Regions from separate parts of the Homo sapiens genome. Here region 1 is linked to region 2. A link is an interaction called in ENCODE POLR2A ChIA-PET data of the cell type or tissue named here. Cell type or tissue: Panc1. All regions are shown on one strand. Links, peaks and the distances in the headings refer to the core of each region. The heading gives the core; the rest is flanking DNA. Region 1 has its middle 63 kb from the start of RASL11A. Region 2 has its middle 91 kb from the start of USP12-AS1.

Region 1 (16,374 bases), core at 2,927-10,926, 300 kb before region 2:
ACCAGCTGTGTCCACAGCACATTGTTCCCAGGCCACACCTCTGCATTCTGAACGGCAAATCACAGGGCCATTCATTCATTCATTCACTGTTTAACTAGTATTTATTAAGTGCTTGACATATACTGAGTTCTGTGTTATAAAGACTATCCTGGGATAGAGTTGGGAGAAGAAACAGGCACATAAGACTTAACAGGATCAATACTTTAAGGTAAGTATGAACCAAGTGCCAGGGAAAGGTAGGTGGGGGCAAGAGGCCTCTGGAACCTGTAAATCAAGGGCAGCTTCATGGAAGGGAAATTTGAGCCCAGCTATGAAAGATGAGTTTGAAATAGTCCACAAAGTGTGGTACAGCAAAGAAGAACACAGACTCCAGCATCAAGATACCTGAGATTTTATCCTCAGTCTGTGACCGGGGTCTGGGGTAGGGTGAAGCAAGAAAAGTGTTTAGAGTTCAAGATTTGAAGTGACTCTCAGGGTTGTGCAAGGGCAGACTGAGCAGCTCCTCACATCACGCACCCGGGCGCCTCTGCCCTGGCTCTCTGTACAGCTCCATCAATCACCCCAGCCAGGCACTATCACCTCCCTGGTCTCTGTTTCCTCATATGCTGGGCACTGGGCCAGGGAGGTGATGGGAGGACACCTCTCTCCCCCGCATGTCTTTTCCACTAGCAGACACTAGGGAAGAGTCCCGGAGGTGTGCCCAAAGAGCAGAGGAGCCTCCCTGAAGCTGTGAACTACGCCCCAGGGCCTGGAATAAATATTAGGTTTGTTTTCATTCTCTCTGCCTTTCCTGTTTACTTGTGGCTTTTGATGCCTCTTTCCCCAACTTAGCAGGGGAAGCTGAAGTTATTGCATTGTCATTTTATAGTGGAGGAATTAGATTTCTAATAAGGTTTAAATGGGAAATGAGCTTCTTAAGTATCAGGCTGAGCAGTTCCACATTATAACCGGGGGAAAAGGAGCCTGAAAAAAATCATTAAACTCTGTGCTTCGGTAAAGAAAGATGGACCATGGGAGAAAGGCCATCCACTGACTCAGTCTGCAAAATTACCAGGGTGTGGGGGAGATTCTGGCCCCTCCAGTCAAGTAGAAGAGGAAGTAACTACAGTCATGATGGTGTTTTAGTCAACAGTGGGCCACATATAGGATGCTGGTCCCATAAGATTATCATGGAGCTGAAAAATTCCTGTTGCCTAGTGATTCGTGTTACAGTTCCCTACAGGATTCAGTACAGTAACCTGCCATACAGGATTGTAGCCTAGGAGCAATAGGCCAGACCACATCGCCCAGGTGTGCAGCAGGCTATGCCATCTAGGTTTGTGTACAAGCACTCTGTGATTTGCGCATAATGACTCAATCGCCTAACAATGCGCTTCTCAGAACATATTGCCATCGTTAAGCAATGGATGAGTATACTTGGAGCAATCTTTAGCTGGTGAGCTTTTTTTTTTTTTTTTTTTTTTTTTTGAGATGGAGTCTCGCTCTGTCGCCCAGGCTGGAGTGCAGTGGCGCGATCTCAGCTCACTGCGCTCCGCCTCCCGGGATCATGCCTTTGTCCTGCCTCAGCCTCCCGACTAGCTGGGAATACAGGCGCCCGCCACTACGCCTGGCTAATTTTTTGTATTTTTAGTAGAGACGGGGTTTCACCGCGTTAGCCAGGATGGTCTCAATCTCCCGACCTCGTGATCCGCCTGCCTCGGCCTCCCAAAGTCCTGGAATTACAGGCATGAGCCACCGCGCCCTGCCGCTGTTGAGCATTTTTTGAAGACAGCTGCTCCTGACTCTGCTGAGCTACAGTCCCCTTATTGACTGACTACCGGACACTCCACTTGGATGTTCCCAGAAGCACTCCAAATTCAACTCGCCCTAAACAAAAGGTATCATCCCTTTCAACCCATTCCCCTGCTGCCCCACCCACCACAGACTATGCAGTCTGCTAAAGGAAACCCAGGGGTCATTGGAGTTCTGGACAATTCCCTCGTATGTATTCAGTGCAACGGCAGGTGCCAAAGCACTTCGTTTCCACCACCTTGGGGTGTGAGGATGCCCTCCCCGCTTCTCCATTCTCTCTGCCAGTGCCCAAGTCCAGACCCTCACCACTTCTCACCTGGATCTGACAGGAGCCTCCTAACTCACCTCCTTTTCAGCCCAGCTCTTTTCCAGGCAACCCTCATATTGCTACTTTGGTTTTTCACTTATTAAAAATATTATGAAGTCTATCATCTCTGTATTAGAAAGTCAACACCAGAGTCACCACCACCCAGGATAACAAATAGAACATTGCTTTTTCCTTAGAGCAGTTCATGCAGGAAGGCAGGTGAGACTGGCAGGCAGAAAGCCAATGAGAGACGCCTGTAGGGAGTGAATGAACCTCCAGAGAAACCAGACTGCCCCAAGAAGGATACTTTTTTTTTCCTTTGGGACAGAGTCTCACTCTGTCACCCAGGCTGAAGTGCAGTGGTGAGATCTTGGCTCACTGCAACCTCTGCCTCCCAGGTTCAAGCAATTCTCGTACCTCAGCCTCTGAGTAGCTGGGATTACAGGTGCGCGCCACCATGCCTGGCTAATTTTTGTATTTTTACTAGAGACAGGGTTTCACCATGTTGCCCAGTCTGGTTTCGAACTCCTGGCCTCAAATGATCTGCCTGCCTCGGCCTCCCAAAGTGCTGGGATTACAGGCATGAGCTACTGTGCCCAGCGACTTTTTTTTTTTTCTAGCTGAAGATATCTCCACACTGGTAGAACACTCATGGAGAGGTGATGGGCCAAAAGCTATACATTCATCCTTTAGCCAGTGGGACACACCATCTCCCCAGGACCTGGAGAAGTTGGGGGCCCTGGCCCAAGGGAATGTTGAGAATGGGTGCAGCCCCTGCCACTGGGAGAGGCAGAGCCAGATGAAGACAACTCTATTGCTTGTCTCCTCATTACCATGCACTAAGCACCCACCATGCACCAAACAGAACAGTAGGGGCGCTATGCGGTTGGCCCTTACCTTCACAACAACCCTTTGAGACATATGGAATTCTTCCTATTTCAATCGCATGAGCCCGAGAGGCAGAGGTTACCGTGAGCTGAGATCGCACCACTGCACTCCAGCCTGGGCAACAGAGTGAGACTCTTTCTCAAAAAAAAAAAAAAAAAAAAAAAAAAAAAAAGCATTTAAAAAAATAATAGTCATTCCTATTTCACAGATGAGGAAATCAAGCTGCTTGTCAAAGGTTAACTGACTTGTAAATGGCAGAGCCAGGATAAAAATCCACGTTGTGTTATACTGTACCCTAATGTAATATTAAGTAAAAAATTAAAAAAATTCCAAAGAAAATAAAATTCAGTGTGTTTTAAACACATATGATTTTCTTAATGATTGATGTACTAGCAAACTATGTCTCCAAGCTGGACCCCTTTCTCTAGCCAGGACACCCACAGTGAAGGTGTTGTCTTGCTTATGGCCACTGAATGGCACAGACAGTGGGGAGAGACCCCTGGCGGTTGCTAGAAGTGAGGATTGCACGGGTTTTGGTTTTTTTTTTTTTTTTTTTTTTTTTTTTTTTAGTGACTGAGTCTCGCTTTATCACCCAGGCAGCGGCACAATTTCGGCTCACTGCAACCTCCGCCTCCCAAGTTCAAGCGATTCTCTGGCCTCAGCCTCCCAAGTAGCTGGGATTACAGGCGCCCGCCACCATGCCCAGCTAATTTTTGTATTTTTAGTAGAGACAGGGTTTCTCCGTGTTGGCCAGGCTGGCATTGCACGGGTTTTGGAAAGACCTTACAAAACTCTGCGAATGTAAAGGTGGTGTGGTGTGTGTGTGTGAGGTGTGAGCGTGCTATGTGTATGTGAGGTGTGGTGTGAGAGTATAGGGATGGGTGATGTGAGTTGTGCATAGTGTATGTGTGTATGATGTGTGGTATATGAGTGTGTGGGGTGTGGGGATGTGGAGGGCATGAGGAGTGTGCTGTGTGTGTGGTGTGGGTGTGAGTGTGCATGTGTTGCATGTGTGATATGTGGTATGTGTGTATGTGGTATGGGATGTGGAGGTGTGAGTATATGTGTGACTGTGTGTGTGTGGTGTGTGATGCATGTATGTAAGTGTGTGTGCATGTGGTGTGACGTATGGGGGCTGAGTGTGTGGTGTGTGTGAGTGCATGGTGTGTGTGCACATGTGTGGTTGTATTGTGGTGGGGGTACAGAGTGTAATGTTCTGTGGGGAGTAGATTAGTGGGACCAGAGTGAGTAGGGCATGGCCTTGACTGCTCTTGAGCCTGAGATATCTCCCAACCCAAGGCTCACCTCAAGAACTCCAGGACCAATCATGTGGGCTTAAAGACTTTGAACTGAGGGAGGGCATCTGAGCCGTAGGGAGAAATCAGAAGCCCCTAAAGCAATCCCCCTACTCACAGTTTATTTGAGACACCCAGGGCCTGTAACTACCCACAATATCAATTCTGAGCACCATCAGCATTCGGGGTGCAAGCTGAGGCTCCGTGGGCCCAAGAAGCTGAGCCCATGGGCCTCAGCCAAAAGGAGCCCCCTACGGGGAGCTCCATTCTCTAGGAGAGGGGCAGGGACAGGAGTTCCGCCGCTGCCAGCCACAGGCTGTTTCTCCTGCAGTCGCCACACTCCAGTCACCAAGAAAGACAAATTGGGTCATGGAATGCTTGAAGTGGGACCTTGTGTCAGGTTCCTGGGAAAAAGAGACTGGCCTCGATATAGCAGGATGATCTGTCATCGTTTTCTGAAGGCTAATTATAAGTCTGAAACCAGAGCTTTGCCAATTTTGGAAGCTCCTCAGAGGACAGCAAAAAGCTGACAAAGCCTAGCTTTCCGTTCACTTTGGACAAATGGCCCACCATGCCATGGCCTAGATTCCTGGGCTGTAAAATAAGACTGTCTAATTACTTGCTTAAAACTGGGTCACAATAATATTTTGAAAGGGGCTTGTGGAATGGTGGGATCTCAGACACCTGAAGAGGTCACCAAACTCTAGGTGAGCTCATCCGCATGCAGTCTGTGCAGGCAAAGGGGCTTCTCACCGTGCAGGGTCTGCCAGCGGATTTCAGCTTCTGTTAGGCTCCGTTAATATCCAACAGCTTGTCAGGAAATTCTTCCCACATTGTCTCAATTTCTGCAAGTGGTGTCCCTGGTGCTGTCGCTGGACTCTGTGCTGAGTTATGCTGGGCGCTGCCACTGCCCAGGTAGAGGCCACACCTCCAGGGCAGGAGGGCAGCCTCTCCTCCAGAAAAAAAAGAGGCAATCCCATGACCTCCGACAGGAAAGGAGGACTTGAAGGACGTTGTAGTCACACAGCGGAGGCAACTCTGGCTCAGGGCTGTAATCCTCGGGGCTAGACTTTGAGGGTCTAAACACGCTTCAGGGACTCTTAGGGGGTAGAAGTTACCAAGAGGCAGCCCAGGAGCTCGGCCAGGAGGGGTCCATGGCAGGGACCTCAACACAAACCCGAAGCTGGCTGTAGGAAACCGGGCCATGAATCGCACATCACTAAATGTGCCTTATTGTCCCGAGGGCTCCACTCCAGGCCCCCTAGTCTGAGCGTGCCTTCCGCCCTTCTCTTAGGAGAGCTATTTCGATGGGAACTTTGAGCAGCACTGTATCATAGCATTTCATTTGTGAGAGTATCTTCCACTCTCCCTGTTTATCTTGTTGACTCAAATGTTTCCTTGTCCCTCTCTGATTTCTTTGTCCATTTAGCCAGTATTAACTGAGCACCTGCCATGCGCTCAGTGCTGAGGACCTGTCAGCAGGACACACACGGGCCTGTCCTCATGGCATTGACATGCAGAGATGTGACTTGCAGCCCCGGAGACTGGGCCCTGTGCTCTCCCCACCAAGTGTTTTGCCCTCCTGTGGGGACAGCAGCCGGCTGAGCAGGATGAAACGCCCCTGCCTGGACTGCACCCTGCTGCCCACCACCAGAACTTTCTAAACATATGCATGCTCTCTCACTGTGAGTCCAAACACTGGGGAGCTCCAAGCAAAACAGTCCTGTGCTGGACCTGCCAGGCAATGTCGGGAAGGTACATGGCCCAGGGACCCCAGCATGGTCAGCAACTGTGGATGCTGGGCAGCTGCTGGGCTGGGGATTGGCCTGACTCAGAACAGTCAGAATTAATAAGGGATCGCTTGGCCTGACTCAGAACAGTCAGAATTGATAATTGATTGTCCACTAGGCTGTAGTTAAACTAGCTAGATGCCCTCTTATGCCTTAGCCCTCAACACTGAGTCACAGTTAATTCCCAGACTTGAGTGAAATAACAAATCCTGATGAAACCCTTGGTTCCATGAACAGTGGGTGGGAAGATAAGAGGCTTTAGTCATAATGCACCACCAACTCTTCACCAGGCAGTCTCAGGCCATTGACATGGGTGGGCCATCACCTTCATGCTGTCACTCCAACCCCTGTGCTGATTGTCACCCGGCAGAGGAGGGATGGGAGTTCAACAGACCACATGGGATAAAACAAGGCAATGTCTCAGAGGCAGATCATGGACAGCTTACCCACCCAGGTGCTTCACTTCTCCATTCCTCTCCTTCTTATCCACCTTTAGACCTCACCACCACTGTCTAGTGCATTTTCTAAAAGGGAGGAGGGAAAACATTTATTTTCTATGTCCTATGAAGTGCTCAGAAAAAGATGAAACTCAAAAGTTGCCTAAAATGAGGGCTTGGAATGTTCTCTTCCTGCTGATTACCGAAAGCATTTCCAGAGGAATGGACCTGCAGCCTTTGGCTGCAGCCATTTGCGAGCATACAACCCTGGGTGAACAGACCACTGCCTGGCAGAAGCCTCAGGAACCCCCAGCTCAGGCAACATCATCCGATGAGTGCTGGGCGCATGCCCAGACATATCCCCCAAATCTGTCACATTTGATGTGAGGTAATTATTTACAAGATAAGAAACGATACTTGGGAAGTCAAACTGCCTAAACAGCCATGCTGATTATTTTTCTTTACTCCTAGCTATTTCTTAAAAAAAAAAAAAATTCTCAGACAATTTTAAAATGAATCCACTGCTAAGCCCCAAATAGCTAAGGTTTCGTGGGAACAAGTACATACAGTGTCATAACACTAACAAATGATCGAATTAAACTCTGACCAGCAAGTCTCGGGGCGATAATCCAGGCTCAAGCATCAGAGAGCTTGCCTCTTGACCTGTTGAATCATAACATCTGCTGTGAGTATCTGCTGTTAACTCTGGGGTAAGTCAGCATCACATCAGGTTCTACACCAATCCCATCCATGCCAGGAGAGAAGCAGCTGCTATGGTGCGTAACAGGGCACCGGATGATTATTATTTCAGATGAAATAGACATCTAATATACTGCTTAAACAATTGCATTCCGGCCTGGAAAATCTACCTGCTGATTTCACTGCCAGGCAAGGCGTCCTCAGAGGCAGCTGCCGCTTTCCACAATAGCACTGGTGATTTCATGAAATTGCATCTCCTGATTTTATTCCCACTTAAACTTCACTTGCTCATGCCAGTGACGGTGGAGAGACAATTGTCGCCTCCTACCCCACCTTCAGCTTAGTCATCTCAAGTGATTTACTTGTATATGCGTAATCACCCTCTTCTCAAAATGAAATAAAATAGGAAATCTGGATTCTATTGTTGAAGTGTCTCCTTACTACCTCGCCCTTTCTGGTTTCTTTTCTTTTCAGATGAATGCATTGCTTCTTATTCTTTTCCTCCTACTCAAAAAAGTCCACGCTTGTGTTCCTTTCAGAGTTTCCACTAGAAACCATACTTGTTTTCCAGAGCAACACTTCTCCCATTTTTTTTTTTTTTTTTTGCCCAAATGCCTGAGCATTTGATTAAGCCAGAAGTGGTTCCAGGATTAAAAATGAAAGGTTTCTGGGTTTCAATCAGAGACTAAGTTGTTCACTTTTTTTTTTTTTTTTTTGAGACAGGGTCTCTCTGTCACCCAGGCACGTGCAGTGTCACGGTCATGGCTCACTGCAACCTCTGCCTTGTGGGCTCGGGTGATCCTCTTGCCTCAGCCTCCCCAGTAGCTGGGACCAAAGGTGCATGCCACTATGCCTGGTTAATATTTTTTTAAATTTTTTGTAGAGACAGTGTCTTGCCATGTTGGCCAGGCTAGTCTCGAACTCCTGGCCTCAAGGAATCCTCCCACCTTGGCCTCCCAAAGTGCTGAGATTACAGGTGTGAGCCATTTCACTCGGCCCCTAAATCTTAAGAAAATTCTGAGTTCTTGTTTTAGAGTTACTTGTTTAACTATTTGTGTTGTTTTGTTGCTGCTATAAAGAGTTTTTATAGCAGTTGAAACACAAGTAACTAGAAACAGCTAAGTTTACTAAGCTATTGGAGAGTGGCTTAGTAAAGCAGAGTATAAGTATACCAAAGAGCCAATGACACTAAATAGCCATTAAAAAGTGTGGATGTGAAAGTTGTTAAACATTTTTTTTTTTTTTTTGGACACAGAGTCTTGCTCTGTCGCCCAGGCTGGAGTGCAGTGGTGCAATCTTGGCTCACTGCAAGCTCCGCCTCCCGGGTTTACGCCATTCTCCTGCCTCAGCCTCCCAAGTAGCTGGGACTACAGGCACCCACCACCACGCCCGGCTAATTTTGTTTTTGTGTTTTTAGTAGAGACGGGGTTTCACCATGTTAGCCAGGATGATCTCCATCTCCTGACTTTGTGATATGCCTGCCTCCACCTCCCACTCCCAAAGTGCTGGGATTACAGGCGTGAGCCACCGCGCCCAGCCAACATTTTTAAAAGTCAGATTAGATAACCTGATCTCAGTTTTGTTGATATGTGACTAGATATATATATATGTATGTGTATATATATATATATATATATAAATGTGCTTAAAATGCATAGAAAGGGGACTGGAGAATTGCACATTGAGCAGTCTGTGGGAACAGAAACATTTGTATATCATTGGATCTATTACTAGAAGAATGTATTACTTATGTAATATATGTGTGTATATATGTATACATACATACATGCATATGCATGCAAGAGAGAACAGCAACTTCAAATTGTATAATTGTATTACAGTTCCACAATGCTTATAGGTTATACTTCCACTATTTATATAGTCGTATTATCACTCCTAGAGACTGATAATTGTTATTACCCTTTTTTTTTTCTTTTTTTTTTTTTTTGAGACAGAATCTCACTCTGATGCCCAGGCTGGAGTGCAGTGGCGCGACCTCCACCTCCTGGGTTTGAGCGATTCTCATGCCTCAGCCTCCCGTGTAGCTGGGATTTTAGGCACATGCCACCATACCCCAGTCATTTTTGTATTTTTAGTAGAGATGGGGTTTTACCATGTTGGTCAGCCTCGTCTCGAACTCCTGACTTAAGGTGATCCTCCTGCCTCAGCCTCCCAAAGTGCTGGGATTACAGGCATGAGCCACTGCATCCAGCCTTCTTCTTCTTCTTCTTCCTCTTCTTCTTCTTCTTCCTCTTCCTCCTCCTCTTCCTCTTCTTCTTCATCTTCGTCTTCGTCTTCATCTTCATCTTCTTCTTTTTTTAAACACAGATGGGGTCTCACTATGTCACCCAAGCTGATCTCAAACTTCTGGCATCAAGAGATCCTCCTGTCTCAGCCTCCCAAAGTGCTGGGATTACAGGCATGAGCCACCATGCCCAGCCATTACTACTCTTTAGCTTACAGACTTCTGGGGACTTTGTCTTTCCTTTACTGCAATTGTTCTCAACTTTGGATGCACATTAGAATCACCCAAGAAGTTTCAAATCTCAATGCCTCAGGCCACATCCTGGACCAATTTCATTCAGGATCTCAGTGGGTGAAACTGGCAGCAGCATTGTTTGAAACTCCCTGTGTGATTTCAATGGGTAATCAATGTTGAGAAACACTGCTTTATTCTGTAAACTCAAGAGCAGGATCTATGTCTGGTTGGTCTTTTTGGCTTCAAAGCTCCTAAGTTAGTGATGCATATTAATATATAATATAATGAAGAGATCTAGACTTTCCTATATTCCCAAAGAGACAACCAGGAATTGAGTAACATGTTAGAACTATCAAGAACACGGCACCCAACAGACAGCAGTCACACTCCTACACTCCTGCTGGTGTCTCCAGTGGGCCAATGGACCTCTTGGACATGCATATTTTTTGCAAACACACACACACACACACACACACACACACACACACACACACACACGCTGAGTTCTTCCTCTGTCCCTAAGAATTTGGTGTTGGCTTTCTTGGGTCAGGCGATAACCCAGTAAAGAAAAACAGAAGCCCTCAGCCAGCTGTTCCATTAATTGATGTCAACGAGAAGATCATAAAATTAATCTCTGAATCATCACTGAGCAGAAGGCCACCTGTCAGGAATCCCTCTTCCTCCTCATTCCTGTGTCCCACAGTTGATGACATGATTTTGGAGATAGTTTCAAACTGTAACTGGCCTTTCCTTGGGACTCGTTAAAAAGACCTCATGAAAAGAGAATGCTGAAAAATTGAAGTTCTTCAGATATATAGTCATCCCTCAGTATCCATGGAGGATGGGTTCTAGGACTTCCCTGGGCCACCAAAATCCAAGGATGCTCAAGTCCCTGATAGAAAACAGCATCATATTTGAATATGACTTACACACATCTCCCCAAATACTTTAAATCATCTCTAGATTACTTATATCTAATATAATGTAAATACTATGTAAACTGTTGCTGTACTGTATTTTTTAGGGAACAAATGACAAGAAAAAGAAGTCTATACATGTTCAGCACAGGTGCAATTTTTTTCAAATATTTTTGATCCAGAGCTGGTTGAATGCACAGATATGGAACCCATGGATACCCATGGCCAAGTGTATTCTGAGTTTTTTTGTAAGGATGATGCCAGAGGCTACTTCTTTCCACCTGCACAGCTAATGTTTCTGGCTTCAATGGTCTTATCTAAAACTTGATAGCTTTAAATATTATTGATCCCTGGCCCTACCAAGCTTGTTTTAAAAGGGTCAATGCTGAGGGCACAGGGTCTCTTTTTATCGGGCAGACACTTGGAATTGTCCATGCTTGACATGGCCCTCTGACCAACCCAAGTGGCTATATTAATTGTCTAGCTGTCAATCTCTGGATGACAAGATTTCAAGGGCAGAATGTCTGGCATATGAGTGGATTATAGTTCCATTCAAAATCTGTAATAGATTGATGCTGTAATTTCTAAAATAATCCATGCAACAGTGAATTTACCTCGTTCCTTCTTTAATTGTTATAAGATGCTTAGAATATTGTTCCATTTTCAAATATTCATAGGATGCTGTTGCTGTTGTTTTTCAATCCTGCAGGCCATAGCACCAAAAAAAGATTTTATAAAACTGTATCACTTACTAAACCTCTAAAATGAGTAATCCCATGTATTTTTAAAATCAAGATACTCCCTAATTATTTGGAATAGTATCTGCCTTTTATATCATTTAGGAGTACATGTATTTATGAGCTTACAATTCCAAACACAGAGAAATAATGGTATTAAATTCTAGTATTTTGGAGAAAAAATACATTAAATCAGTTATATTTTATAGATGTGATTTACATATGCAAGTCGATTCTTTCCTCTGTAACAGTATAAAAATTGCAAGCTTTTCATAGAGACAGAAACTGAAATTAAGAAAAAACTGGCCTGCCGCGGTGGCTTACGCCTGTAATCCCAGCACTTTGCAAGGCCAAGTGGGGGCAGATCATCTGAGGTCAGGAGTTCAAGACCAGCCTGACCAACATGGTGAAACCCCATCTCTACTAAAAATACAAAAATTAGCCAGGAGTCCTGGCGGGTGCCTGTAATCCCAGCTACTCAGGAGGCTGAGGCAGGAGAATCTCTTGAACCAGGGAGGCGGAGGTTGCAGTGAGCCAAGATCTTGCCACTGCACTCCAGCCTGGGCAACAGAGCAAGAGTCCGTCTCGAAAGAAAGAAAGAAGGAAAGAAAGAAAGAAAGACAGAAGGAAAGAAAGAAAGAAGGAAAGAAAAAAGAAGGAAAGAAGGAAAGAAAGAAAGACAGACAGAAGGAAAGAAAGAAAGAAGGAAAGAAAAAAGAAGGAAAGAAGGAAAGAAAGAAAGAAGGAAGGAAGGAAAGAAAGAAAGGAAAGAAAGAAAGAAAGAAAGAAAGAAAGAAAGAAAGAGAAAGAAAGAGAGAGAAAGAAAGAAAGGGAAGGAAGGAGGGAAGGAAGGAAAAGAAATTTGGTCCCTTTGGCATGTGTTCTCTTTGGATGGCATTTTCAGAGCCCATTATTACTGGACTGGCGTCTGCTCACCTGCAACACACGTGGCTTTGTTCATGTCAACTCTTGCACAGATTTCTTGCTTTGTTCATTCCTTTGACATTTCATTCATGGTTAGTGTGGTTTCTTTCATAGTAACTGTTTATCGAAGTCTGTGCTAAAACAAAGTTATCTCTCCCCTCTCTAGTTCTCCCAGAGGCTCTGCTTTTCCACTAGCCTCTGTCCGTTTGAGTCCATCCCACTCCTCCCTTCTGTCCATTCACTACTCATCCTTCCTGGCTTCAGAAATCTGGGGAGAGGCTGAATGGGAACCAGCATCAGTGTCCCAGGATAGGAGAAAGCCCTGTGCAGAATGATGGGTTAGGACCACCAACAGCAACACAAATGAGGGCTAGCCCCCTTCACTCTGCAGTCCACGGCATGCTACCTTCCATAGAGACACCACTCAGTAACCACCAGATAGATAAATGAAGGAACAATAAGCCAGTATGAATCGTGACTTGGTCTTCTTGGACATGATCATAGGTGTCTGAAGAGCCCCAATTCTTTACTGGTTTTGAAATTCAGCTCAGGCAGCTCCTCTTCCTGGGACCTTCACCTTCTTCAAGGGAAGCAGAAGGATCTAGGATGCTGAGCGCTAACTCATCCTGGGCTGAACATTGCACATAGGGCACCTGGATTCTTTCTCATCACGACTATCTTCAGAGGGAAGAACTAAGGCTCTGAGAAGTTAAATACTTTTCCGAAAATTATCCAGCAAGTAAGTGGCAGAGCTAGGCGGGATTCAACCCAGATCCATCTGATTCCAAAGTCCAAGGTCACTAAAGGCAGGAATTTATCCAGTGCGTGGCAGACTTTAGCACAAACATTAAATGAAGGTTTTACACAGTCAGCAGCCTGAGAAATAGTTACCAGTGCAGTTTATAAAACTTTGCATTTAACCCCTTTTAATGCTTTTCTTACATACCCAAAAATGAAATTAAATTAAATCAGAGAGTTTTTTATTTGTTCAATATATTACATTCAGTTAGTTTGTTTTTGTTCTTGTTTTGTTTTGTCTTGTTTTTCCCAGACGGAGTCTTGCTCTGTCGCCCAGGCTGGAATGCAGTGGTGCGATCTCGGCTCACTGCAACCTCTGCCTCCCAGGTTGAAGCAATTCTCCTGCCTCAGCCTCCCAAGTAGCTGGGATTACAGGCACCTGCCACCACGCCCGGCTAATTTTTGTATTTTTAGTAGAGACAGGGTTTCACCAGGTTGGCCAGGCTGGTCTTGAACTCCTGACCTTGTGATCCTCCCACCTCGGCTTCCCAAAGTCCTGGGATTACAGGCATGAACCACCGCACCCGGCCTACAGTTTGGTTTTTTAATGCTCAAATTGTTCCTAATTTTAAGTAAGGGGAAAGAAATCAGCATTTACCATCTTCTTAGGAGCTACGGATCCACCCCAGTACATGAAAGAAAGCTACTTTTTACTGAAGAATGTCAGCCAGTAAAGAAAGAAGGAATGATAGAATTAGCAAACCACTATTTTGCAGCCTCCTGTGAAATAACTGATTTAGGCATTAAAAACAATTAAGTTGCAGACATCATGGCACTTCTAAACATTTCAATAATTGTCTTCTAACAATAAGAATATTGTCTTACATAACATGTATTTAAGAAATTCCTCATTGTGACCTAGTATCCAGTTCATGTTTAAATCAATGAAAGTTACGATCACTGGGTGCATGGTTGTGAGGAGGCAGAATCTTTGCTCATTACCAAAGTAATGACTTAATCCTTTCAAGGTAACAATGTATTTCTAAAAAAAAAAAAAAAAAAAAGTCCTAGTGGTCAATAGCTCAAACAAGGGAGCAAACTGAACATCTTCATCAATGCACAGCCTGTTACTGTGTGCCTGCTGGTGTGAGGAAACAGGAAGTGTCTGGTATCACCCATGAAGTGTTTTGTCCATATACGTTTAACCTGCATTTAGCCAAGCCTTTAGACCTAACTTTCAGTGCACGGGAAACACAATAGCTAGAGTATCAAGTTAATGACACTACAAGGAAACAATTAGACATCTGGGATATTCTACAAGACAAACTGGCCAGTTGCTTCAGAAAATCAATATGATAATGGAAAGAAGATCAATGGTTGCCTGGGACAAAGAGCAGAGGGGGAATGATTGCAGAGGGGCATAAATGAGATTTTCAGGGTGATAGAAATCTATATCTTGATTGGTGGGACAGTTACATTAGTGTATACATTTGTCAAAACTTATGAAGAGTACACTTAAAATGACCATTTTATTCTGTTTAAATGATACCTTAACACGGTGGATTTTAAAAATAAAAACAAAATGTTAATGTCACCGACAAAAAAAGTAAGGCAACTGTTTTATTTATTTATTTATTTATTTATTTATTTATTTTTGAGATAGGGTCTTACTCTGTTGCCCAGGCTGCAGTGCAGTGGCACAATCACAGCTCACTGCAGCCTCAACCTCCTGGGCTCAAATAATCCTCCTGCCACAGCCTCTCGAGTAGCTGGAGGCATGCGCCACCATGCCTGCCTAAATTTTTTATATTTTGTCGAGATGGGGTCTCACCATGTTGCCCAGGCTAGTCTTGAATTCCTTGGCTCAAGTGATCCTCCTGCCTCAGCCTCCCAAACTGCTGGGATCACAGGCATGAGCCACCGTGCCGAGCCTCATTACACATTTTAAAAGACTAAAGAGCCATAGTAACCAGTTATAATGGGAGAAACTTGCTTAGATCTGGGCTCAAAAAAAAAAAAAAAAAAGAACAACTAAGAAAAACATTTGGGGGGTAACTGGGGGGATTTAAACATGAACTGGATACTAGGTCACAATGAGGAATTTCTTAAATGTATGTTATGTAGGACTATGTTCTTATTGTTAGAAGACAATTATTGAAATGTTTAGGAGAAAAGTGCCAAGATGTCTGCAACTTAATTTGTTTTTAATTTTCCCTTAAGTTCTGGGATACATGTGCAGGACATGCAGGTTTGTTACATTGGTAAACATGTGCCACGGAGGTTTGCTGCACCTATCAATCCATCATCTAGGTATTAAGCCCCACAGGCATTAGCTATTTATTCTGATGCTGTCCTTCCCCCAACCGCCCAACAGGCCCCAGTGTGTGTTGTTCCCCTCCCTGTGTCCATGTGTTCTCACTGTTCAGCTCCCACTTATAAGTAAGAACATGCAATGTTTGGTTCTCTGTTCCTGCGTAGGTTTGCTGAGGATAATGGCTTCCAGCTCCATCCATGTCCCTGCAGAGGACAGGATCTCACTCCTTTCTATGGCTCCATAGTATTCCATGGTGTATATGTACCACATTTTCTTTTCCAGTCTATCATTGATGGGCGTTTGTGTTGATTCCCTGTCTTTGCTATTGTGAATAGTGCTGCAATGAACATACACGTGCATGTGTCTTCATAATAAAATGATTTCTATTCCTTTGGGTGTATACACAGTAATGAGATTGCTGGGTCAAATGGCATTTCTGCTTCTAGATCTTTGAGGAATCACCATGTTGTCTTCCACATGCGACTTAATTTTTATACCAAAAGACATATAAATATGCAGAAAGATAAAGCAAATACAGTTATGGGATGCATAATGACATTTCATTCAACAATTAGCTGCATATATGACAGTGATCTCAGAAGATTATAATGAAGCAGAAAAAGTCCTACTGCCTAGTATTTTTATTATTTTTAAATTATTATTATTTATGCATTTATTATTATTTTTTATTATTAGAGTGTACTCCTATTTATTTTTTTTAACTGTAAAAACAGCCTCAGGCAGATCCTTTGGGAAGCGTTCCAGAAGGCACTGTTATCACAGGAGATGACAGCCCCACGTGTGTTATTGCCCTGAAGGTCTTCCAGTGGGACAAGACGCGGAGGAAGAAGATGGTGATATTGGTGGTCCTGACCCTGTGGAGACCTAGGCTAATGTGTATGTTTGAGTCTTAGTTTTTAACAAAGAACTTTAAAAGGTAAGGAAGAAATAAAAAATTAAAAAATAGAAAAAATATTACAGGATAAGAATATAAAGAAAGAAAATCTTTTTCAACAACTGTACACTACATTTGTGTTTTAAGCTGAGTGTTATTACAA
Region 2 (16,374 bases), core at 3,148-11,147:
GCACTTTGGGAGACTAAGGCAGACGGATCACAAGATCAGGAGTTCGAAACCAGCCTGGCCAATATGGTGAAACCCCATCTCTACTAAAAATACAAAAATTAGCCGGGTGTGGTGGCGCGTACCTGTGATCCCAACTACTCGGGAGGCTGAGGCAGAAGAATCGCTTGAACCCGGGAGGCAGAGGTTGTAGTGGGCCGAGATTGTGCCACTGCACTCCAGCCTGGGCAACAGAGCGAGACTCCATCTCAAAAAAAAAAAAAAAAAAAAAAAGAAAAGAAAAAGAAAAAAGAAATTAGCATTTGGCAGTGGTTCATGCCGTCATGCCTGTAATCCCAGCACTTTGCCAGGCTGAGGTGTGCGGATCACCTAAGGTCAGGAGTTTGAGACATGGTGAAACCCCGTCTTTACCAAAAATACAAAAATTAGCCAGGTGTAGTGGTGCGTGCCTGTAGTACCAGCTACTCAGGAGGCTGAGGCAGGAGAATCACTTGAACCCAGGAGGTGGAGGTTGCAGTGAGCCGAGATCGTGCCACTGCACTCCAGCCTGGGCGACAGAGTGAGACTCCATCTCAAAAAAAAAAAAAAGAAAAGAAAAGAAAAGAAAAGAAATTTACATTTGGCAGTGGTTCATGCCTGTAATCCCAGCACTTTGGGAGACTGAGGTGTGTGGATCACCTAAGGTCAGGAGTTCGAGACATGGTGAAACCCCGTCTCTACTAAAAACACAAAAATTAGCCAGGTGTAGTGGTGCGTGCCTGCAGTCCCAGCTACTCGGGAGGCTGAGGCAGGAGAATCGCTTGAACCCAGGAGGTGGAAGTTGCAGTGAGCCAAGATCATGCCACTGAGCTCCAGCCTGGTCGACAGAGTGAGACTCCATCTCAAAAAAAAAAAAAAAAAAAAAAAAGACATTAACATTTGAAATTGTGGCGAATGCTTTCTAGGTGGAATTTATGCAAAAAAGGGGGCAAGCTCCCTAGTGGAGGCACCACACTCAAAGAAAGGCTTTGGCCCCACTCAAAATACTGGCAAGTGAATTTCCATATGTGTGTTTTAAGTTAAAATAAAATGTTTAAACTATTTATATAATTTTTTTATCATTGATTCATTCATCCGATGCCTATTTTATTGGGTGTCTGCTATGTGTTGGTATTCTACGTTCTGGGAATGCAGAAATGAATGAAACCAACAAGGCCCCTGCCCTCTTAGGATTTCCATTCTAGGGAAGGAGCCCGCAGCAGACAAATATGTACTCTGTCATATGTGATACATTGCATCATGCACGTGGATGCCCTGTGCAGGTAGGTGGAGAGACAGTGATGGGTGAAGAGGCTGATGTGGTGAGCATCTCTCTAAAGAGGAAGCATTGGAGCAGAGATGGAAATCAAGTGAGGGCTGGGGAGCTAGGCCGAGATATGGGGCAGAAGGACCTCTGAGGGGAAGCCCCGAGTTGGGCCTGGGCTGATGCATTTCAGGAAGAGCCAGGGGGCAGCCTGCCTGGAGGGGCCGATGGGAGGTCAAGAGCAGGGTTGAGAGCAGGGAGACTGCAGGGCAGATGGCTCAGGCCTTGGGGATCCTGGCGAGGACTTTGGCTGTCATCCTGAAAGCCATGGAGAGCCCTGGGGTGTTCTGCGGAGGAGACTGGCCAGGTCAGGTCTGTTTTATTTTCAAAGGTCACCCAGGATGCTGTATGGAGAACTGACTGGAGCGGGGCAAGAGTGGAAGCAAAAAGTCACAAAGGGAACAGAGAAGGACCAGTGTAGGGTCCAGGACTTCCTGGAAAGGACAGTGGGAGACTGTCCAGGTGCGGAGTGTGGGTGGGAGCATCCAACCCCAAAAGGTGCCCTGGAGGCAGAAGCTTCCAAGGACCATGCAGACAGAAGGAGGCTGCAGGGCTGGAGGAGGCGGGAAGGAAAGGAGGTGAGACCCACAGTCCTCGCCCTTTGCAGTAGCTGGAATGGAAAGGCAGGAGGGACGAAATGGGGCGCAGGGAGGATGTTATCAGGGAGGAGGGAGGCCCTAGTTGTGACTGGGGAGAGGGACCCGCCTCCCCGCTGTTGGGCCCAGCTAGCTGCACCCCGCTGGACACAGGCCTGGCCACCTCTCCTACACGGAAGTTGAAGGTGGAGTTAGCTCCATTTACTTCCACAAGAGAAAGCAGAGCTTGATTTCACTGTTAAAAGCCATTTTCCCGACCTGAGAAGTGTTGGGCGCTGTCTCCTTCCTGTCTTCTGCCCTGTGGCTTTCTTTTCCCTCTAGTGAGGAGAGCAGAGTAAGGAGATTTTTTTTTTTTTTTTTTTTTTTTTTTTTTTTTTTTTTTTTTTTTTTTTTTTGGAGACGGCGTCTCGCTCTGTCGCCCAGGCTGGAGTGCGGTGGTGCGATCTTGGCTCACCGCAAGCTCCGCCTCCCGGGTTCAAGCAATTTTTCTGCCGCAGCCTCCTGAGTAGCTCCCAAAGTGCTAGGGTTACAGGCATCAGCCACCGCGCCTGGCCGAAGCCTGCTTTTTGTTAGTCTCTGGGGCAGACCTGACTCGGGCCAGGGAGCTCTGGGGAGCCTGTGGTCGGGCCTGCGGAGCGTCAGGGAGCACGGGCCTGCGCCCTGGGCCTCTCCTGCCCAATTTTGGCAGTCACTGTTGGAGAATGCAGCAGCTGAGCTCCTTGTTGGAGGAAAATGAGCCTAAGGCTTATTTTCTCAGGCTTTAAGTAAACGCTCTGCGGTTTAAAAGCTTTTGGAAAATGCCTGTTTATGGGAGTCTATTTTATGTACAGGTGTCAGCAATCTATCTGGAGAAAAAGTGTTTCCTGGAAGCCTAGGAACATGGCTGGGACCCCCGGGTGGACGGGAAATGCCTCAGCTCCAGCTCACTTTTAGGGACCAAATAGTTCTGGCTGAGGAATGGAAGGAGCATGGTCGGGGGATTTTACCCCAAAGGCCTGGCTCTAATATTTTGCCCTGTTTGCCTCCACCTTTGGGACTGGGCTTTGGGAACAGACAATGCCACAGGGTTGAAGAGCCTGAGTGTCTGAATCTTGCCCTGTTACAGCCCTCTCTCCCCTTGATGTCCTCAAGACATGGAGGTCAAGGCAAATGTCTGCTTTGGATCCTGATAAGCTAATGTGGACCGTGTTGAGAATGCCTCTTTATTGGGCAGGCTGGGGGCCCAGGACCAAGTCACGTGGCTGTTCCCCCAAGCCCACGCATACATCTTTCCGTGGGAGGAAAAGCCTATCTGGGAAGAAGCTGCCCACCAGGAAGAGCCAGGGGCTGGGAGCCTTCACCCCAGGACCTGAGACATGGCAGGTCTGGACCAGCTGCTACCTAGACCACCTGGGGGTAGGGGAGACCCCCATAGATGGGGAGACCGGAGGCTCCCTTGCCTCTCAGCAGGTGGAGGGAGAGAAGAGAGGCAGAGCTTCTCTGGGCAGGACAGTCCCAGCCAGGGGCACTCGACCCCGTTGGCCCCAGCCTTTCCCACATTTTTGATAACATTGTTTTTATTGGTAAATACGCCTCACATACATAAACTTGCGTAAAAGTGTGTGTCCAGTTGAATGAAGAATTATGATGTGGACACCTGGGTAATACTCCTTAGGTCAGGAACTAGACTAGAACTTGCACCCTGGAAGCCCCTGGGTGTGTCTCCCCGGCCAAACCCTTCCTCCTTGCAGAGTCATCATCCTCCTAGCTTTTAGGATGGTCATCTCTTTTCTTTCCTTTATAGTCTGATCGCTTATGTATGTATTCTTAAACAATGCACTTTAGCTTTGGCTGTTTTTCAGCTCTATAGAAACGGAATCATACTCTATGGATTCTTTTTTTTTTTTTTTTTTTTTTTTTTTTTTTGAGATGGAGTCTCACTCTGTCTCCCAGGCTGGAGTGCAGTGGCGCAATCTTGGCTCATTATAACGTCCACCTCCTGGGTTCAAGCAATTCTCCTGCCTCAGACTCCTGAGAAGCTGGGATTATAGACGCCCGCCACCATGCCTGGCTAATTTTTGTATTTTTAGTAGAGGTGGGGTTTCACCATGTTGGCCAGGCTGATCTCGAACTCCTGACCTCAAATAATCCACCCACCTTGGCCTCCCAAAGTGTTGGGATTACAGGCGTGAGCCACCGTGCCCGGCCTGGGTGCTTTTATCTTGCTTCTTTCCTTCAACATTGCTTTTTGAGATGCATCTATATGTGTGGCTTAAGTTCACTGAGTTTTCATTGCGGTATAGCATTTTCTTGTATGAATCTGCCACAACTACTTATTCACTTCCCTGTAAATGGAAAATTGGCTGTGGAATGGGTTGTTAGCAGTGGACAAGGCTGTGATGAATATTTCTGAGGGTGAGTCACTGTGCACACGTGCTCAAGTTTCTCTATAGTCTGCACCTAGAATTGGAAGTTCTGGATTTCCATATCCATAATTTTAAACATAATGCCACTCTTTTCCAAAGGGATAAATTGGGTTGTCCAAATCTTCATGGGTTTGTCTATTTATCATTTTAGTTTTGTCATTTTTTTGCTTTATATATTTTGAAGCTATGTTATTAATACATAAAATTATATCTTTTGGTGAATTGAGCATATTCAAAAACACTTTTGGCTTACATTCAAAAATGTCCCTAAGAGCACTGTGCACTGCCAACACTGAGCAAGAGCCCCGTGTAGAAAACTCACCAAATGGTATCTTCGTATCATTAAGAAGTGACCCAAATGATCTCTGCTAATGCCTTTTGCTTTTAAGCCTATGTTGTATTTGTAACAGGATCTTGGGAAAAAGAGACCACAGAAGAGCAAAGTTGGTAAGTGTGAGCCATAGAAGGTTGGAGAGAGGAGCAAGGTTGCTCCCCAGTGAGGTCTTGGCCCCTCTCCCTTCTCTTCGGAGATGGCATCTTATTATAATTCCTCCAGGCTCAGGGATACAGAAGTGTCCTCAGTTCTCTCCCTCAAGGGAACTGGAATGAGGCACAGGAGGTGGAGCAAAACCTTGAGGACAGCCACGTGCACCTGCCGGTTCCCAGAAGCTGAGCAACAGAGACCCAGCTGTGCACAGCTGTGGCCTCTCCACATGCTCACCCGCCACCCCAGGGGAGTTGGTGGCTGGTGCCTCCCTCCCTGAATTTTTTCCTTGCGTGTTGATTTTCCTTGAGCTCTGGGTGTGAGAATGCTCTCAGGTGCTGTGTTAGAATGATGTGCTTCCTCTCAGCTCACACAGAGGGCCAGATATTTGTCAATTTTGTTGTTCTTTCATTCATGTATGTATTAGTCAATCAGTCAACAAGTATTAATTGAGCACTGCTCTGTGCAGGCATTGGGCTGTTCTGGTTCTTCTTTTTGAGTTTCTTGGTCGCTGTTTATGGACAGTAGATAACACTGTGTTTGAAAGGCCAGAGATGCACTCTGAGGTCCTGCGGTGGCCAGGAAGGCTTTGGCCAGTTAGTAGGGGAGGGTGAGCAAGGGAGGTCTCCCCACTTCCTCGGACTCTTCTCTGTGCAAGTCGGAAACCTCTGATGTGAACATTTCTTGCTACAGGATAACTCTGCTCCTGAGAACCAAGAAGGCTGGTGACAGGAAAATGCCCCCCTGAAGCTGGCTGGGGATCTCACTTAGGGGTGACATAAAGTGAGGGATGTGCTGCCAAATGTCCTTGATTCTTTCTCCCCAAACTAACAAGATCTTAATTAAGCTTCACTCCGGCAGACAATTCAGAGATAAGCTAAGTGCCAGTTGCCGGGGCGCTTCTAGAGGCCAAGGCTTTAACAGCCACCATCCAGTCATGGGAAGACTAGGACTGGGAAGTGGAATTTTATTGCCAAAGTGGGATGCTTTTGAGAGTAAAAGAGGTGCTATTAATACGTATACAGGAATAACAGCTGTAAACCAGAACTGTCTTAGGCAAACTGGGATGTATGATCCCCCTTTCTAGAATGGTGTTTTTCAGAAGCACTCTGCAATGCAAAAAATGTAGTCTGCTTTTCGGCATGTAACTCAGAACTCCTGCTGATGAACAGGAATCCTCCAAGACAAATCTGACTCCTGCTTCCATTTCCCCTAGAGCACAGAACAGGAGCACAGCCCCAGATGCTGCTGGGTTGGGGCCACTTTATAAAGCCCCTCTGGACCTCCAGGACATGGAAAAGATGCATGCAATGCTCCCCTGGGGAAGTAGCAACCAGCCTGGAATCTCAGGGACTCTTTGAAGATGTGCGGGCAGGAGGGAGGAAATTCTTGTAGCTGGGTGGGGTCAGAACACAGGCCTTTGCTCCACACTGACATTTTCTTCAAAGGTCAAGAATGTGTTTGGGCTTTGTAGATGTTTTGCCAGAATATGATTTAGGGGAAGTTCCAAGCCCGGAGATTCAGTTTTTAAGTCGGCTGTCTTCTGTTTCCATGCCACAGTGCATTCATTGATAGTATTTTTAGAAAAGGATCTTTGAAAATGGGAAGGCAGGTATGACAGCAGGGTGATTCATTGGCTGTGCCTCTGCACTGGATGTCTTGGGGGCTGGGCATGAGGTCCCGGACGCGTGTGGATCACAGAAGGGCATGGGCTGGTACCATGAAGCAGGCAGGAACCCAGAGCACTGCAACTGCGCTGTGAACTCTTAGGTAGACCAGAGAGGTGAGGCGGGAACCTGGAATTTGGATGTACTTGCAGAGCTGGGATGGCGCTGACACAGCCTCCTGTGTCACAGCTTCCATCTCGGTGCGCGGGTCAGAATGAGCACCAACGCACACGCAGGATCATGACTCACCTCCCGCCTGTCCCCCCTTGCCTTGCTGTCAGGCCTTACTGCTGAGATACCACGTGTGTAGTTCTATGTGTGCTTGGGCACTCAACAGAGAGAGAGCTGAGATCTGCTCAGCTTTCTACTTAGCCAACGAATGTCCCACCTTCTGAGACTTCCCAGGTGCAAAACCCAGCATTCTCCTCCTAGTGAGAGGCAGCTGCCCTGCAGGGATGGACAGGCACTAGCTGACCCTCCAGGCTGAGGCGATGACAACCGGGAAAGATTTTCCATGCCTTTTTTGGTTCTACAAAAGAAAAAAAAAACAGGAAGACTGAAAGAATGGTTTATAATTGATTCTTAACAAGGAAGGATAATTAAACTAATAATAGTGCTAACGATAATAATTACTAGATGCAGTAGCAAACATTCTTAAATTCAGCATTTCAACTAATCCTCACAAGGACCCGCTGAGGTTGGTATCATTAGCTCCATATTTGAGCTGGAGAAACAGAGGCAGAGAGAGGCTGAATTGCTTGCTTGCCTGACATCGCACTGCTGGGAAGTGGCGCCAGTGTGGGAGCTGTCCTGGTTCATGTGGGACACAGGGACAATGACAATTGGCCAGACAAGAATGTCCTTGGGCTCCCACTATCAAATCCCACAGCTTCCCCTGTGTTTCTCTCTATTCTTTCCCCTTTCTAAATCGTGAGGAAGGCAAAGGTGGCCCTGCCTGTCCCAGGCTTGGGCATACTGAGGGGCCCTTCTCCTCTCTCTGCTCCAGCTTTTCTTATTCCCCATCGGGTCCTCCCATCAGCACTTACTGTCTCACGTCTCCCGTGAAAAAGAAACAGACAAAAGCTCTCTTCCTGGGGGGCTTCCTCCCTCTTCTCTGTGCTTCCTTCCTGTGCCACTAAATTTCTAGCAAGAACTTGGGTGCGTCCACTTCACAGCCCGCTGCCATTTGCATTCTGCCCCCATCAGCACGGCCCGGTCACCCATCAGCTCATAACTGAACCCAGCGTCCGCCTCTGTCCCTGTCCCGCTCGCCTTCTCGGAGGATTCGAGAGCGGCCACTCCTTCCTGGCTGCAGCGCTCCCCTCTCTCCCTTTCCTCACGACACCTCCTCCTGATTCTCCCTCTCTTCCCCCAGCCGCTCCTTCCCAGTTTGCTTTACAGATGCTCCTCTTCCTGCCCACTCGTGAGGCTGAATTTTAGGTGTCAGCTTGACTGGGGCGCGGAGTGCCCACATATCCTAGGTTTGTCTATGAGGGTGCTTTTGGACCAGGAGCATTTGAATGGGTGGGTGGAGCAAGGCAGATGGCCCTCCCCAGTGGGTGTGTGGGCCTCGGCCAATCTGCTGCCGGCCTGAATAGAACACCAGGCGAGGGAAAGGAGAATTTACCCTCTCTGCCGGACTCTTCTGGAGCTGGAACCGCAGTCTCCCGCTGTCGAACTTGGACTAGAACTTACACCATCAGCTCTCTTGCTTTTCAGGCCTTTGGACTCAGACTGGAACTGGGTCTCCAGCTTCCTGATGGCAGATCTTGGGACTTCAGTCTTCACGACTGTGTGAGCCAATTCCTTATAATAAATCTCTTTATATATGTATTTATATATAATCTATGGGTTATTTCTCTGGATAACCCTGAATAATGCACCCTTCCACAGTGCTGGTGTCTCGGAGCACTCTTCACTTCTCCTTGCTCCTGTAACCCCATGTCTGTGATAACAGAATTTGTGTCACATTGTCATAAGCCTAATAACATCCTTGAGGGCACAGATTGCATCTTATTCATCTACCTAAGCCATAATAGGTGCTCAGCAAGCGTTTGAACAAATGAATGAACAAACTACAAACTTGAAGACACAGAGAACCAAGCATAATACATATGACCATGAGTGATTCTCATCCACCGTCCATTCAGCCCCTGCTGATGGGGATGCCATCCATGGGGACTGCCATCCAGATGCAGAAAGCTAAAGATTCCCTCCCTGAAGGCTAGACACAGTGGCTTACACCTGTAATCTCAGCACTTTGGAAGGCGGAGGTGGGAGCATCATTTGAGGCCACAAGTTCAAGACCAGCCTGGGCAACATAGCGAGACCTCGTCTTTACAAAAAAATTTTAAAACATTAGCCATCTGTGATGGCGCACATCTGTGGTCCCAGCTACTTGGGAGGCTGAAGCAGAATAATTTACTTGAGCCCAAGAGTTTGGGGCTCCAGTGAGCTACGATCGTGCCATTGCATTCTAGCCTGGGTGACAGAGCAAAACACCTGTCTCTTAAAAAAAAATGAAGATAAAAATAAAAAATAAATAAGAATGAAATAAGATCCCCTTTCTGGTCCTCTGCACCCAGCACCATGAGTCCTACTCACATCCTAGGGTCATCACAGCAGGGATGTGCCCTGGGCACCTCGGACTTCCTCTGACCCTAAAGTTAAGGCTTTTACCTCCACTGCTGTGGTTATTTTAAAAAATCTTTCAACCATTTTTGTCTCTACATTGCATCACACTGCTAAAATGGGGTCTCTTCTCTCTGGTCAGAAAGGCAAGTGCTCAATTTTTCTTACCCGTTACACTGCAGGAAATGGGCTTAGTTCCCCGTGCTATACTGACTCCAAGCTGGCTGAACTGGCATTTCTTCTATTTGTGCCTGGTTTTTGTTTTGTTTTTCATTATTTTTTTGCATTTGGCATTTTTTCCATTTGGCCACCCCAGGCCTTGAGCCTCAGGACTTTACCATCACACACTGGTAAGATAAGAGGTGCCTTACCTTACCACACTGCTTAGTTTCCTTCCAGTCTCCTGCCTCAGTCCCTCTCTATCTTCCCCGTTTGATTTCTTTATTAATTATGGGCCAATGTTTGTCTCTCTCTGGATTGCCCCACCTGCCCCTGCCCCAGAATGTAAACCCTTAAGATATGTACTTTGTCTTGCTCATAACTGTATCCATAGCACCTAGGACACAGCTTGGCCCAATACATATTTATTGAATAAATATCACCAAATGAATATTTCTGTATTTGTTGTTGTTGTTACTGGGTTTAATATTCTGACCTGGACAAGACAGAGCTGTGTTATTTCTCTAGGTTGTCTGACTCTAAGGTCTTGGTGATCCCTCTGGTCTTGAAACCCCTCTGTGCTCTCTTAGTGTTCAGATGGGCAATGCCTCATGGCAAGACATCTGTAGGAAAATTTGGGGGTACAGATTGTGTCTTATTCTTCTACCTAACCCATAATAGGCATTCAGAAAGTGTTTTAACAAATGAATGAACAAACTACAAACTTGAACACACAGAGTAAATATCTTTTCATTCACGTTACTCGGCCATTTTCTTGATGGTTGACTTTTAGGATGTATATAATTCAAGAACCAGAATATATAAAGTTATAATTGGTAGGCCATAATAGTCACCATGGAATGGTTCCCATGGAATGATCCTCATCATTTTTGAGTTAATTTTTGTGTAAAGTATGAAGTGTAGGTCAAGGTTCATTTATTTTGCATATGGATGGCCTACTGTTCTGTTTGCTGAAAAGATTGCCTTCTCCACTGAATTGCTTTCGCACCTTTTAAAAAAGTCAGTTGGCCATTTATGTGGGTCTGTTTCTGAATGCTCTCTTCTGTTCCATTGATCTATGTGTCTGTCCCTTCACCATGACTGGATTGTGTGTTTACTGTAGCTTTATAAGTCTTTGAATCAGGCAGCGTGATTCCTCCAACTTCATTCTTCTTTTTCAACATTGCTTTAGCTATTTTAGTTCCCTTGCTTTCCCAGATATATTTTAAAATCAGCTTGTCTATATCTATTTTTAAAAGTCTGCTGGAATGTATCTACTGGAATTGTATAAAATTTATACATCAATTTTGGGAGAATGACAACTCTACTATGCTGTGTCTTCTAGTTCATAAGCATGACTGTTTTTCTTTCATCTCCTTAGATCTTCTTTGAGCCCAGCCTGGACAAAATGGTGAGACTCAATCTCAATTAAAAAGAAAAAAAAATGAGTAATTTTTTTTAGAATAAGTATGTCCCATGCAATACTTGGGACATGCTTACACTAAAAAATTAGTCATTCTTTATCTGAATTTTGAATTTAATGGGGTATCTTACACTTTTATTTACTAAATATGGTAATATTAATTATTTCATTTTGGGGGAAGCTATGACAAATGGTGTTTTTCATAATTTTGGTTTTTCATTGTCCATTATTGGTATAGGGAAATATGCTTGATTTCTGTGTGTTGACCATGTAGCCTCTGATATTTCTGAATTTACTTATTGGTTCTAGGAGGCTTTAAATTTTTTATTTTATTTTAAAAATTCCTTGGGATTTCCATGTTGTCTTTGAAGGATGACTGTTTTGTTTCTTCCTTTCTGTTTTTTGTTCTTGCGTTATTGCACTGACTAGGATTTCTAGTGTGATATTAAATAGGAGCAGGGAAGGTGAGGTCCTTGCCTATTTGCCACCTTAGGAGGCAAGCATTCAGTTTTTCCTTTAGATGATGTTAGTTGTAGGATTTTTGTAGATACTCTGTATAAGGCTGAGCTAATTTCTTTCTGTTCCTAGTTTGTTGAGAGTTGTTATCACGAATGGATGTTGAATATTGTTGATTTTCTTCTACATTTATAAGCATATTGTTTTTCTGTTTCCTCCCTTCTTCTTGCTTTGGGTTTATTTTCCTCTCTTTTTCTAGTTTCTTAAGGGTTCAGCTTAGATTATTTTGTTGAGAACTTTCTTCTCTTCTAGTCTAAGCATTTCAATGCTCAACACTGCTTTAGCTGCATCCCACACTTTTTTTTTTTTTTTTTTTGAGATGGAGTCTTGCTCTGTCACCTAGGCTGGGGTGCAGTGGTGTGATCTCACCTCACTGCAACCTCCGCCTCCTGGGTTCAAGCAATCCTCCTGTCTCAGCCTCCCAAGTAGCTGGGATTACAGGTGCATGCCACCATGCCCAGCTAATTTTTGTATTTTTAGTAGAGACAGGGTTTCACCATGTTGGCCAAGGTGGTCTCGAACTCCTGACATCAGGTGATCAGCCTGCCTCGGCCTCCCAAAGTACTGGGATTACAGGCATGAGCCACCACGCCCGGCCTCCCCACCCATTTTGATATGCTGTATTTTCATGTTGTTTCAATTCAAAATACTTTCTAATTCCCCCTGAAACTTCTTTTTTGAACCATTATTTAGAAATGTGTTGCTTCATTTTCACGAATTTGGAGATTGTTCTGTTATCTTTCTGTTATTTATAGTTTAATTCCATTATATTCCATACTTGGTATGATTTTAATTCTTTTACTTCTGTTAAGGTTTGTTTTATGATCTAGTACATAATCTATCTTGGTGAATGTTACATTTGCACTTTAAAAGTAGTTATAATTTGCTGTCGTTTTGTATACTATTTTATAAATGTCAATTGGATACAGTTGATGTATGGATTGTTTAGTTCATCTACATCCCAGCTGGTTTTCTACTAATTCTATTTATGAACAAGAGATGACTGTGGAAAATCTAACTAGATTTGCAGATTGGTTTATTTTTCCATTTAGTTTTGCCAGTTTTTGCTTTTATTATTATTTTATTTTATTTTATTTTTTTAAAGAGATGAGGTCTTGCTCTGTTGCCCAGGCTGGAGTACAGTGGTACAATCATAGCTCACTGCAGCCTGAGCTGCTGGACTCAAGGGATCCTCCTCCCTCAGCCTCCCAAGTAGCGAGGGCTATAGGCGTGTACCACCATACCTGGCTAATTTTTTAATTTTTTGCAGAGAAGGGGACTTGCTGTATTGCCTAGGCTGGTCTGTAACTCCTGGGCTCAAGTGGTCCTCCCACCTGGCATGCTTCTTGTATTTTGAAGCTCTATTTTTAGGTGCCTACACATATAGGATTGTTTTGGCTTCTTGATTAACTGACCCTTTTATCATTACATAGTTTTTCTTTATTTCTGACTATTTTCTTTGCTGTGAAGTCTACTCTGATATTGACACTTAGCTTTCTTTGGTTTGTGTTTGTAGAACATATCTCTTTTCATCTTTTTATTTTTACTAATATCATAATATAGAATATTTATATTTAATGTAATTAGTGGTATTTTAGATTTAGTCCTACCATTTTATTATTCGTATTCTATTTCTTTTCTCATTCTTGTTTCATTCTTCTGTTTCCTCATTCCTGCCTTTTGCTAGGTTATTTAATTATTTTTAGTCCTTTTAATTATTATTTATCTCCTTGTGCAGTTTTTACTTATTGCTCTAGGGATTACAATGTAGAGGCTTAACTTCTCACAGTTTACTTAAAATCAGTATTTTACCACTTAAGTGGAGTGTGGAAATCTTACCACCATATTGGAATCTTTACCACCCCACGCCTCTTATTACTCTTGTCTTACATCTATATACATTGAAAATTCCATCAGACAATGTTATAATTTTGTCTTTTAACTGTCAAATATGGGTTAAATAACTCAACAGGAAAAGCAAAGTCTCTGATATTGACCTTGATATGTACCATTTCTGTTGCTCCCTTCATTCCTGATGTTTCAGGCTTCCTTGTGGAATCACTTCCCTTCTGTCTGCTGAACTCCCTTTAGCAATTGTTCTAGAACATGTCTGCTGGCAATGAATTCTCTTGTTTTTTCTTTATCTGAGAATGTCTTTATTTTAATGTCTTACTGATGGATATTTTCAGTAAATATAGAATCGTAGGTTGACACTGTTTTTTCTTTCAGCGCTTTGAAGATATACACATCCCCTTTTTGCTCTCGTGGTTTTTTAATGAGAAACCCGGTCAATTGAATCATTGTTGCCCCTTAGGTAATATGTTTGCTCAGTGTGAGATCAGCCAATACTGTCTTACTGTTATTGGCTGCTTTTAATCATCACTTATCTTAAATCTAGTATGGAGCCTAAACCCCTCAAATGCACTACCTCAAGTAGGTCATCTGTACTCCGGTCCCAATTCTTGTAGGTTCAGTAAACTAACTTTGAGAAAGAAGGGAGTAAACAGATACTCCTCCTAAGCTTACAGACCCAACTTCAAAACCACATCTCCACCCAAGGACCTGGATTCCCTTTCACTGTGTCCACTGTGTCTTTATTCCCTCTCTCTCCATCCTTCCCCTTACTGTCACTGACTGATATTTGAAGGGTAGAATTATTAGGGAAGAGAATAAACCTGGATGTCTCTTTTTATGTGACAGGTTAACAGTTAGCCCTAGGCTTTATTCTGTCTTGAATTTGTAGATAAAGTCTCTAAATTCCTTCAGGCTGACATAAAACAACAACCTGTTTTAGCTTTTAGGGTGACCCGAGACCAGTTTGCAGGAACGTTTATAAACAGGGTAGTGGGAGTGTTGGAAGGCATGTCCAGGCCTGACGGCTGCTGGTGGTGACAGCCGGAGACAGTTTTGACAGACGCTTATAAAAAAGAAAAGAACAGAAAAACAGGTTGTGAGAGTTCATAGGCCAATTAAGTAGAACATTTCATCTCATTCCTTATGTTGTTTTCCCAGGGACATAGAACTAGGTTTTCCTCCACGAGCCATGGGCTTCACCTGGGACACAAGGCAGGTGTGGAAGGACCCCGGGGAGGTGCCAGTGCTCACCTCCAGGATGGCTGTCTGTGGCATAACCCTGCATCAGCAGCAGCAGTTCCTGCTTTTTCAGAAATGCAGGAGCACCAGCTCTAGTAGGCATCTACTTCCAAAATGTAGTGTGTGGAGCATACCCTCCTTTCCCCAAAAACCCTTATTAAGCATTATTAAGTGCAAGACACTGCCCACAGCTAAATTATCACATTAAAAATGGCTGTGATGCATATTGGTGCTAATCAGAGTGACACAACTCCACGAGGCATATATAAGACTGAAATTCTTTCTTTAATTTTGAGAGGAACTCTAGGGATAAAAGGGAAAATGCCCACAGTCCAAACGTCTACTGTCTGCTTGGGATTTCTTCTGAGTTCTTACCTATGTGACTAAGCAAGTTGAGCACGTCTTTGTTGGAAATAATGCCAAGGAGGCATTGACATTGGATACTTTTTAAGTTTGAAGTTGATGAGTTCGTGGAGTGTTCATCATCCCTTTTGAGCTACGCAGAAGCAGAACTCTAGTGTCTCCACGACTCTTGTAACAGCTCCCCTCAATGTGTTTCTTTTCAGAATCAGGCTCTTTGCACATGAGGCTTACTCCTAATCAAGCAGATCCTTTTTATGGCTAAGGAAATCTGAGCCTAAAGAATTCTGCCAAGGCTCCATGCTACACAGTTAGCCCTGGTATTTCTGGCTCAAGGCAGGTGATTGCTCCACAACTCCACCCAACATCTTTTTCATGACTGTTTTCGTCTTTTTCACTCTGTTACTCTCAGACAAACTATCAAGAGGAGACTCTCGTTTGCTTGGAGACTTTGCTTTCTTGGAAGTCCTGGAACACCTGCCAAATATTCCTGCACTTTAAGGTCCCCTTAGGTGCCTTTGACCTCTCCCTCACCTCCTGTCTGCACCTGCATCATGGCCTAGTCTGTGCTCTGCTGGTTGGCAGAGTCTGCATGTCATTGTCTTTGAATTCAGGGTTGGGCCCCAGCTGGGATACTGTAAGTGCTCAGTATGGACAGAGCCTCCCTCCCTCAGCTCCCACTATTCCCGACAGTCCTTCTGCCCACCTCTCAGCTCCTGACCATGCTTCATAGTACCCTACCTGGCTTTCTTCAGTACTCTGCACTGTCTCTGACTGCCAGGTCTTTGAAGGCACCTGAAGCCTCTCCTGCCCTCCGTCCCACACATTTGGGGTGCAAGGCCTCTGTGCTCCAGTGCCCTGATGCAGACTGTGCTCAGACAACACCACATTTCTTCTCTGCATTTCCCACTACTAGAACCATGACCCTGAGGACAGTGAGCACTCAGAAAGTACCCCATGCCCAGCAGTAGGCAAAGCCCTGGGAATGCAACCGTGAATGGGAAGTAATTCTTGTCTTCAGGAGCTCCTGGGCTGTTAGATTAGAGTTGATTAAAACTTGATTCTTTTGTTGCCAAGACAAACAGTATGAAAAGGATGGAAAGTGTCCCTTGTTTCAGCAGTACCATGGTCACTTGTGGCAGGTGAGGATGGGTGGTCTTGCAGAGGACCATGAGTCATGGGCAGACGGGCATGAAGGCAGTGAAGGTGGGCATAGCTGTTGATGAGCTTGGCACTGAGGCAGGGATTGGAGAGCTTGTCGGGGGAGCCAGAGGCAGGGGAAGTAAAAGCAGTGATCGATTAAAGCTGTTACTGCTTTCATTGTTATTAACAATGGGAGATTTGACCACATTTAAAAGGTGGCAGAGAAAAGATATCATAGGGGAGACTGAAGTGTAGAGGAGGATGGATTCTTGGTGAAATGAATGTGCTGCATTAGTTTCTTGTGGCTGTTGTAACAAATGACCACAAAACAGCAGAAACGTCTTTGCTTGCAGTTCTGGAGGCCAGAAGTCTGCAATCGAGGTGTTGGTTGGCTGCACTCCCTCTGAAGGGCTGCCTCTGTGGCCACATCACCTTCTCCTCTTCCTGTTAACGCTCCCTGTACCTCACTTTTTCTTTTTTTAGAGACAGGATTTTGCTGCGTTGCCCAGGCTGGTCTCGAACTCCTGGACTCAAGCGATTCTCCTGCCTCAGCCTCCT

Evidence for each region. ChIA-PET counts read pairs that join two places held together with the same protein. Peaks named below come from ENCODE experiments on the same cell type or tissue, not always from the same donor. Only the 100,000 strongest peaks of a DNase experiment are listed, where the experiment ranks them.
Region 1: POLR2A ChIA-PET joins it to region 2 with 5 read pairs; 3 of 35 experiments call an interaction of 5 or more read pairs at or near these places.

What each region holds. Positions count from the first base shown.
Region 1 is chr13:27,326,097-27,342,470 of GRCh38, reverse strand. No RefSeq gene overlaps it. Among named protein-coding and RNA genes, the nearest start is that of RASL11A, 63 kb to the right of the region's middle. RefSeq lists enhancers at 5,712-6,403, 6,218-7,417. In Panc1, for the core only: a CTCF peak has its summit at 2,968; no DNase peak of the experiment used is centred there.
Region 2 is chr13:27,026,424-27,042,797 of GRCh38, reverse strand. No RefSeq gene overlaps it. Among named protein-coding and RNA genes, the nearest start is that of USP12-AS1, 91 kb to the left of the region's middle. RefSeq lists an enhancer at 5,802-7,001. In Panc1, for the core only: no CTCF peak of the experiment used is centred there; no DNase peak of the experiment used is centred there; H3K27ac peaks cover 7,759 bases.